Linked DNA regions of Homo sapiens: region 1 is linked to region 2. A link is a contact called in ENCODE Hi-C or POLR2A ChIA-PET data. All regions are on one chromosome and are shown on one strand. Each heading gives the region's core, a stretch centred on a gene start or an enhancer-like site at or near the end of the contact. The rest is flanking DNA. Distances are from core to core; before and after follow the strand shown.

What was found. Hi-C counts contacts between places; a loop is a spot of excess contacts on that map. ChIA-PET counts read pairs that join two places held with the same protein, here RNA polymerase II (POLR2A). Pooled maps may share reads with other maps.
Region 1: a loop to region 2 is called in a pooled map, with 4 times the contacts of the local background. The contact joins two enhancer-like sites. A Hi-C loop is called at or near these places in 1 of 37 single-sample maps with no recorded cell type and 2 of 50 pooled maps. POLR2A ChIA-PET finds 5 or more read pairs at or near these places in 1 of 52 experiments (CD8-positive, alpha-beta T cell).

What each region holds. Positions count from the first base shown.
Region 1 is chr12:68,639,442-68,644,028 of GRCh38, reverse strand. All of the region lies in intron 1 of RAP1B (RAP1B, member of RAS oncogene family), which reads right to left. It also overlaps the pseudogene ATP5PDP4. Among named protein-coding and RNA genes, the nearest start is that of SNORA70G, 14 kb to the right of the region's middle. RefSeq lists an enhancer at 2,744-2,873. Within about 2 kb of position 2,753, at least 4 of the 41 ENCODE cell types and tissues checked have a DNase peak (open chromatin) inside an H3K27ac peak, as active enhancers do; they include CD8-positive, alpha-beta T cell, where a contact is called at or near this core.
Region 2 is chr12:67,447,444-67,451,591 of GRCh38, reverse strand. The region is part of intron 3 of LOC105369812 (a long non-coding RNA gene); the gene reads right to left. Among named protein-coding and RNA genes, the nearest start is that of LINC02420, 7.0 kb to the right of the region's middle. RefSeq lists a silencer at 3,032-3,216. Within about 2 kb of position 1,916, at least 4 of the 41 ENCODE cell types and tissues checked have a DNase peak (open chromatin) inside an H3K27ac peak, as active enhancers do; they include CD8-positive, alpha-beta T cell, where a contact is called at or near this core.

The DNA of each region.
Region 1 (4,587 bases), core at 1,504-4,003, 1.2 Mb before region 2:
GGAGGAATCTCATTATTACATTACCTCAAGAGTACGGAAAAAATCTTGAGATTATAATAGAAAATGAATTTCAATTCCCTGGAATAAAAAAAAGAAAAAAAATACATGACAAGGTGGGGGGATAGGGAATTTTCTTTTCCTTTTGCTTATTTTTTTTCCTGACAGTTCTATTGTTAATAAATAGAAAAAATTATAAAACAAATGAAACAAAAACTGAAGTTAACAGAGGAATTGTGAAGTTGTTCTATAACTACCCCAATATTATTATAAGAATGCTGATAATTACTGGCATTTTTAAGAAGTAGACTTTAGAAAACTCAAAAATACCAAGTTTAGCCACTCAACTCATAGAGTAACTATAAAATATTGATGTTGGAAAAGTACTGGATTAATAAACTAATGGTGAGGGTACCTTTTTAAAGAAACAAACAGGTAAGCATAAAAGAATCAATTAAAGTTTAATTCTATTCTTTAAGTCTTAATTACTTCTCAGAAAACACTTCTCAAAAAGGACTAAGAGATGCTTAACTACTGAAAATTACAACATTAAATATATTTTAAGTGCTTTATAGAAAAAGAAATACTCAATGTAAATACTGACATTTTAAATACCTATCTTATATCAATGCAATATTTACAATTAGCAAGCAAAAAATTTATCTAGAATGAAAAGATAAATATGGTAGCAAAGGACTTAAGTTAGTACTTTAACTGGTGTGCCACAAGTAAATGATTACATTCTGAGAAGCTTGCTCATTTTTAACTACTTGTACATCAGTAGAAAATAAGGATTAAGTCAAAAAGAGGATAGGAAGTAATACTAGAATACCTGATATTATAAATTATTAAGAGTTCTGACTATTAGAAGGTATTACTGCCATGTACTACCATTTAAAGTGAAGAGATTTTGGAAGAAAAACAAAAACTATAATCAACAGAAAAACTCTGAAAGAAATTTTAAGATGAACAACCTTCAAGAAGTTAAAGGCGGCTGCAGTGGACCGTGGGCAGCCAGGGTCGGTGAAGAATCCCAACATGGCTGGGCGAAAACTTGCTCTAAAAACCACTGACTGAGTAGCTTTTGCAGAGATCATACCCCAGAACCAAAAGGCCATTGCTAGTTTCCTGAAATCCTGGAATGAGACCCTCACCTCCAGGTTGGCTGCTTTACCTGAGAATCCACCGGTTATCGACTGGGCTTACTACAAGGCCAACGTGGCCAAGGCCGGTTTGGTGGATGACTTTAAGAAGTTTAATGCCCTGAAGGTTCCCGTGCCAGAGGATAAATATACTGCGCAGGTGGATGCCGAAGAAAAAGATGTGAAATCTTGTGCTGAGTGGGTGTCTCTCTCAAAGGCCAGGATTGTAGAATATGAGAAACAGATGGAGAAGATGAAGAACTTAATTCCATTTGATCAGATGACCACTGAGGACTTGAACGAAGCTTTCCCAGAAACCAAATTAGACGAGAAAAAGTATCCTTATTGGCCTCACCAACTAATCGAGAATTTATAAAATTGAGTCCAGGAGGAAGTTCTGGCCCTTGTATTACACATTCTGGACATTAAAAATAATAATTATACAGTAGACCAATAGCACCATAATTTTAGGCACAGTAAATTAGCCAATATCTCTCATTGCTAACTCAGTTTCATTTAACTTCTTGTGTTGCCTTTAACAACTTTTTTTTTAATATCATTCTCGCTTGAATTTCCAGTATAAGTGACAAGATTTTCTTCATTTACATGTGCTCTCTTTATGGTATTCCTTATAAACAAGAGCATTTATTTGTAAAAACTGGATGCAGTTTGAAACTATCTGTACAGTTAAGAATTGCTAGTTAACAATAATATGCCTATGTATGAGTTAATCTGCAAATGTAGTACATTTGTATTCATCTTTAGTCTATGAATTAACCAATTATACCAACTAATGAGGGACTCCTGGATCTTCATTTTACTCAACGCGTTAAACAGAAAAGACTGTAGCATATATGCGAAATGAACTTAATGTTATCAACAGTGCAACTATACGATACTTCATCAGCCAAAAGGTGCAATTTCTACATCATGTAGGCACATACACAATTATAAACTTTATGCATGATTCACACTGCCTCTCCAACACAATCTAAGATTACAGATGAAGAAAATCAATTAAATTTCTAAAGAAAGCTATCAAAATACTAAAAATTCCACTACTGTTCAAAGTATTTTCTACACTGTTTTTTTTTTTTACCTTTGATTCAGAGGAACTGTGGAATGCATCGATTTTTTCAAATGCATAAGTATTTCTTCTATTTATCTTTGAATATATTTTTTGGGTAGTTTTTAGTATTAGGTCATTTACATTTAAAGATTCCTAATTTGAGTTCCTTATATAATCACCTAAAATTTGCGTGACTGCAACTAACCTGATTGATGAAAGTAACTGACAGCTTTTACACTTGGCTATTTACTTCTTGCAAAATATCTACTACCTTACTCATTTGTTTAAAAGTAGTTTATTATTACTTCTACAACTTTTTCCATTTACTCTACAGACCGTAGTTTTATTTGCATTGGTTCTTTTTTATCAATTTAAAAAGCTGTTTAATTCTAGTTTCAGAGCAAACCACAGCAAAGACATGGAAAGACAAGAAAACAAAACCTCCTTTGGCATTGTCGAGAGTCCGGTTTCAGTGGCTGCTTCATAACTGTTTGAAATGAAAGTGGAAGAAGGGGGTGGTGGCTCATGCCTATAATGCCAGCACTCTGGCAGACAGAGACAAGCAGACTGCTTTAACTCAGGAGGAGTTCAAGACCAGCCCGGGCAACATGGTGAAACCCCGTCTCTACAAAAAATATGAAAATTAGCCAAGTGTAGTGGCACACACCTGTAGTCCCAGCTACTTGAGAGGCTGAGGTGGGAGCATCACTCGAGCCCAGGAGTCGAGGCTGCAGTGACCCATGTTTGTGCCACTGCACTCCAGCCTGGGTGACAAGTGAGACCCTGTCTCAAAAACAAAACGAAACAAAAAACATATTCTACATTAAGTTCAGTAAATTTATCTAAGATAATTATTTCATTAACCGGAGATTATTAACTAGTATTTTCACAAAACAATAATGAATGCTATAATAATTCTGAGTTAACAGAAAATCCTGAAGACATGAATCAAAGAAAATAAAAACTGGTCTTATGGGGTAGCTTTTTTTTTGTCTAAATGTGTTCACTATATTACACATCAAAATGCAAATAACTGATTTAATTATCCAACATTCTGGATTGCCTATAACATTCTTCCTAAGATTCAACTGTAGATATTACTGATCCAAATTATGAACAAGAATTATTCTAAAAAATCACTGAGGAAACTAAAAAGCGTAACAAAATGACAAATTTATGTATTAAAAAGAAAATTCTTGTTTATTTGATGCTGAGATTTATTGAGGACATACTCCATCAACCCAAGAACTGTGCTGGTCAGAAAAGAAAATCTAAGAAATGACACCTTCCATTAACACTACTATAATACAGCAATCAATATTTGACATCAATAAATATATAATGAGTACCTAATATATGTTAGGCACTATTCTAGGCAGTGGGAATATAAAGCAGTGAAAGAAAGACCCTGTCCTCAGAATTTATAATCTGGAGTAAAGGGTATAGAGGGGGAAACAAAGTCAGTATAAAGTGTCAGCTGTGATAAGCAGTATGGAGAAAAAAAAAAGAGATAAGAATGGATGGTTTTATATGGGGTGGTTATGAAGAACTTCTATTAAGGTGAAATTACTATATAGCTCAGTACACAAAGAGTCCTGTCAATGGATTGATATTAAATTTTGTTTTTAACAAAAGACTACCATTAGGCTTTGTCCTGTTGAGCATTTAAAAAATCATCTTTGGGCCGGGCATGGTGGCTCATGCCTGTAATCCCAGCACTCTGGGAGGCTGAGGTGGGTGGATCACGAGGTCAGGAGATGGAGACCATCCTGACCAACATGGTGAAACCCCATCTCTACTAAAAATACAAAAATTAGCCGGTTGTGGTGGTGCATGCCTGTAATCCCAGCTACTCAGGAGGCTGAGGCAGGAGAATCGCTTGAACCCAGGAGGCAGAGGCTACAGTGAGCTGAGATTGTGCCACTGCACTCCAGCCTAGCACAGAGCAGGACTCAGTCTCCCAAAAAAAAAAAAAAATCTTTGGTGGGGTGACATGCTAATTAGTTTGTGGCTGAAGTTAAATTTGGATTTGGGAGTCAATCCAGCCCCTTCCTCTGCAAAAAGGGGCATAAATGGGATTTCTGGAGAAGTCTAAATGTAGTTGGTCTTATGAGGTGCTGTTTTTCAATATGTACAAAATGCCCTTTGGTGAGTTCCTGTGCCAGCTCTTTAGAGGAGGATATGTACCTCTTTTCCTCAGCTGTGTAGCAAAAACAACACAGATCAGGGCAGCATATCTCAAGATGCAGTTCTTAGGAGGTTAGTGTCAAGGAAATGTCTCTGAAGCATTCTTGCACTAACTCAGCCCACAGTGATCATTCTCCTTCATGACAAGTTATACCAAATACTTTAGGACTTGATTACGTATTACCTTGTACT
Region 2 (4,148 bases), core at 667-3,166:
GAGGAGGAGGTGGGGGTTGGGGAGGGAACCTTCTGACCCTGGCTGGGTCACACCTCTGAGATGCTACAAGAACGAAGAATGGTAGGGGCCAGGTGTAGATGGGAGAAGGCAGCTGGTAGACAGCCTCGGCTTTCTGAGGTATCTGAGGTCTCTGATGGCCTCAAGGCAAACACTGCCTCCTGTCAGGCTCAGAACAGTAAAGACTCTCCAGCCAGCCTTCCTGAATGCCAACAGCCACAGGACTGTGCAGGTCTAATTTCCAATCAGATATGAAGGGAAGGAGAATGATCTCTGCTGATAAACCGAGTCTGGAAACCTTGTTATAGAATGCAGTAGAAAAAAAGACAGGAGAGAGGGAAAAACATATGAAGCGGTTCTTAGGTAATTTCTAAGAAGGAAGCTGCAGCAGGAACTCTGGCTACATACCAGAGATCGCCCTCTTATTTCTTTCACTTAATAACATTAAACAGGAAAAGAAGGAATGGAAATTCAGGAACTTCAAGGTCCCACTAGGGCACTGAGGACCAGTGTAGAGGAGGACTCATCCTGCACCAGACCTATAGGCATGGATTATACCATGCCCATGGTGCCAATTAAGCTTTAAGAATCACACTTGCTAGCATTGGAGAGGTTAGGGGGTCGGGGAGAGGTGGTACCTAAAGAAGGAAAAAGACGACTATCTGTGTTAGGCCATTCTTGCATTGCTATAAAGAAATACCTGAGACTGGGTGATTTATTTAAAAAAAAAAAAAAAAAGAGGTTTAATTGGCTCACGATTCTGCAGGCTTTACAGGAAGCATGGTGCTGGCCTCTGCTCAGCTTCTAAGAGGTTTCAGGCAACTTACAATCATGATGGATGGTGAAGGGGGACCAGGCACATCATGTGGCAAAAGCAAGAGCAAGAGAGAGAGAGGGTGCGGGGAGGGGAAGTACCACATATTTCTAAACAATCAGATCTCGTGAGAACTCACTCACTATGGTAAAGATAGCACCATGCCATGAAGGATCCACCCCCATGACCCAAACACCCCCCGCCAGGCCCCACCTCCAGCACTGGGGATACAATTCAACATGAGATTTTGGCAGGGACAAGCATGCAAACTATATCACCATCTGGTAACATCCTATGGCTATGGAAGGGAAGGGAATAGGCAAAATTGGTGGTTGAATTTGGTTGACAACCAAAACTCAGTGGACAACCCCTTTTTGGTATCCCAGTGGTAGAAGCCACTTGGAGAAGGTTGGGAAGCTGAATCAGCCCAGGATCTGTGTGGTCTTCAGCCTTCCAGGAAGTAGATCATGCTGGACAAAAACTTCAGACCTCAACCCACAGGATCTAGAAAGGCCAGGATGGAAGAAGCCACAAGGAAAGGAGATACTTAGAGCTCAGTGGTGCTGGTTAGGGAGTCTTTAAGGACACTTGAGAGCCAGCACCTGTGCCCTCATCCTGGCTTCAGATTCTGTGGCCTAAGTGCTAAAGCCTCCCGCCCACTCCTACAGATGTGAATGAGAGTCAGGGAAAAACTGGGGGTGGGTATGGGAGTCCGATGAGAGAAGAGCACATCAAACCCAGGGTATCTGTGAGAGGGAGCTGGATCCATAGGGCCTGCTCTGCATCTGCAAGTCCAGATGTAATGGCAACACACTTGGGCAGTTACCATCGCTACCTATGTGCAGAAGGCTACACAAACAGGAAGAGGAAATATTCAAGCACTGGCTCGTTCATTTTAACTCGAGAGTGTCTAAAACAGATCCCCAACAGCACGGAAAGTTTCAGTTTTGTAGTCAAGCAGATAAAGATGTGGCTAAGGAGAGTATTCTAAGGCAGATGCCAAGTGTATGCCCTCTGTGAGTGCAATGTGCATTGCCCATGGGCCTAGAGCATTCTAGAATAGATATGCAAAATACATGACCACTTAGGGAAAGTTGAGATGAGTCACTCTTTCTAAGAGTAACCGTTTAAAACATCACACTTAGTATCTCTGAGCCCCACAGCACATGCACTGTGAAGAATAAAAATTCAGATAACATTTAGACTTGCATGAACAATTGTTTTTTTTAAATAGACACCAAAGGAAACTCGAACCCAAATTCTAGATTCAGAATGCCCAACACTGCTTACCAGAGACAATGGATTTTGGTTTAGGTTTTAAAGAGTGATAAGTATCAGATTCAGATGCTAAGAGGTAAAAGGAGAAGACAGTTTTGCTGCTCACTCAGTGGGTTTTCTCAGTTTTAGACAAAGGTCACAAGGGATCTTGGGGGCTCCAGACACTATCGAGTAATTGGTAAAAAGGATGATCATGATATCAAATACCTGGAGTGCTAATTTCTTTAGAAACCAAATTATATAAGACCTTTGAGGCATGTGAACGTTCATCCCCAGTTCAGAACTGCCTGGAAGAAGCAGAGTTGACATTGTTCATTTTTAAATACTGTGCAAGTTCTGCTAGATGGCTAGCATCATAATGGGGTAAGAGCAGATCCTGAGTAGATCTTCCCTAGCACTCCTTAGCTGTTTCCCATGAACCTTAGAGAATCAAAGACCTATAGGCTTAGTGGATACTAAGAGAGATTTGAAGATAAACATGCCATTAAGGCAAAGCCCTTCTCTGACCTGACCCAAGCATGTCAGGCCAGAGACAGTAAGAAAAGGCACCAGAAAAGGCATTCCATGGATAAGAGAGAAGCCAGGGCCCTCCACCCTTTTGAACATTTTGAAAACTGAAAAGGGAAGGCCTGTAAGCAGATGCTCAGGGCCTTCATGATCTCTTTCAGCCAGGTTCTTGCACTAGTATCAGCTGATCAAGTCCTTTCCCTCAGTTTAAACCATGGACTACCGTACTGAGGGCTTAGGAGCTGTGCTTTCTGACATAGCAGGAAGATATCGGGAAGGTAGCTAAATTCTACTGGCAGAAGCTTAAACTATGTGAGATCTAATATCAATATCCTGTTTACAGATCAGAGCCATTGGCACATAATTAGGCAGTGAGACACCAATTCTAGGAGGTGTGTATACAAGGTGGAGGGGTGATCCACAGAAGCCTCCCCTCTGTGCTCTCCAGAGCCAAGCAAGACATGACAGGGAAGTAGAGGGTGGTCGTTTCGGTTATACAGATGCTGCACCTCTTGAAGGAGTCAGAGGCATGTGAGATTCCCAGGGTCCTAAGGGATCTGAGTTCCTTTATGCCAGAAAGCTTGGGCTTTCCAAGGTAAGGCCAATGGTAGCTCTCACTTATGTGGCTCCGGTAAACCTAACTGCTCCAGCCAGGAGGGACAAGATGGAAGCTCAGCATAGGAGGTGGTCAAGGAAAGAAACCTAGGACCTCTGAGGTTGAACTAGACTAGTGGTTTTTGTTTTTGTTTTTTTCAAGTAAATTTGAATTTGGCATTGAGATGGGCACAAATTAGAACAGCTTAAGGATGTATTATTAAAATGAGTGCTGAAATATTCTCTATGAAGACACTTTCCCCCAAGAATACTGTGGTATGGTTTTGAAGACCTCATAAGGCTTGGGATGGAACATAGTATGTGAATGTTGCAATGCTTTCCACCTTCTGGAAATCTGTAACTGGAGGGCAGAATTCTGGTGGAGGGTTCCACTTGTAAGTCTCACCCTAATAGTGTTGGTGGTACTTTAAATAATAAATTGAAAAAAATTATATTAATTTCTCTAAACTGAAATTATGAAACATATGTCACCATCCATACCTGTGAGCATTATCCCTGTGCCTTTTCCTTGTCTCTCCTGGGGATCTCAGAGAGGCCTCCCTTGTTTTTCAAATGAATCATATAGCAGTTTATTCCTTGATCTCTAGTTCCACAGTTCCTCTCCCCACTTCCCTCAGTATCTTTATTTCCCTTCAAATTTCACTTTACAGGTCTCTTCATCTGATCAGTGAGTTTCTTGCCAAACATATTTCAAGACCTTCTGGAAGTACCTTGCCAATAACCCATTGCCACATCATTATTGCTAACTCTTCATTATTCTCCATATTCTCTTTTCAATTTCAAGGATAACAATATCAATCAGTGTGGACCTAACCTGTGCTTCTTAAAGCCTCTCTGGACTGGGGTTTTAAAAGGATCACACTAAACCCTTAATTACTCCTCTTTTCTTGTACTCCCTTCTCTGCTCTTGTCCTGG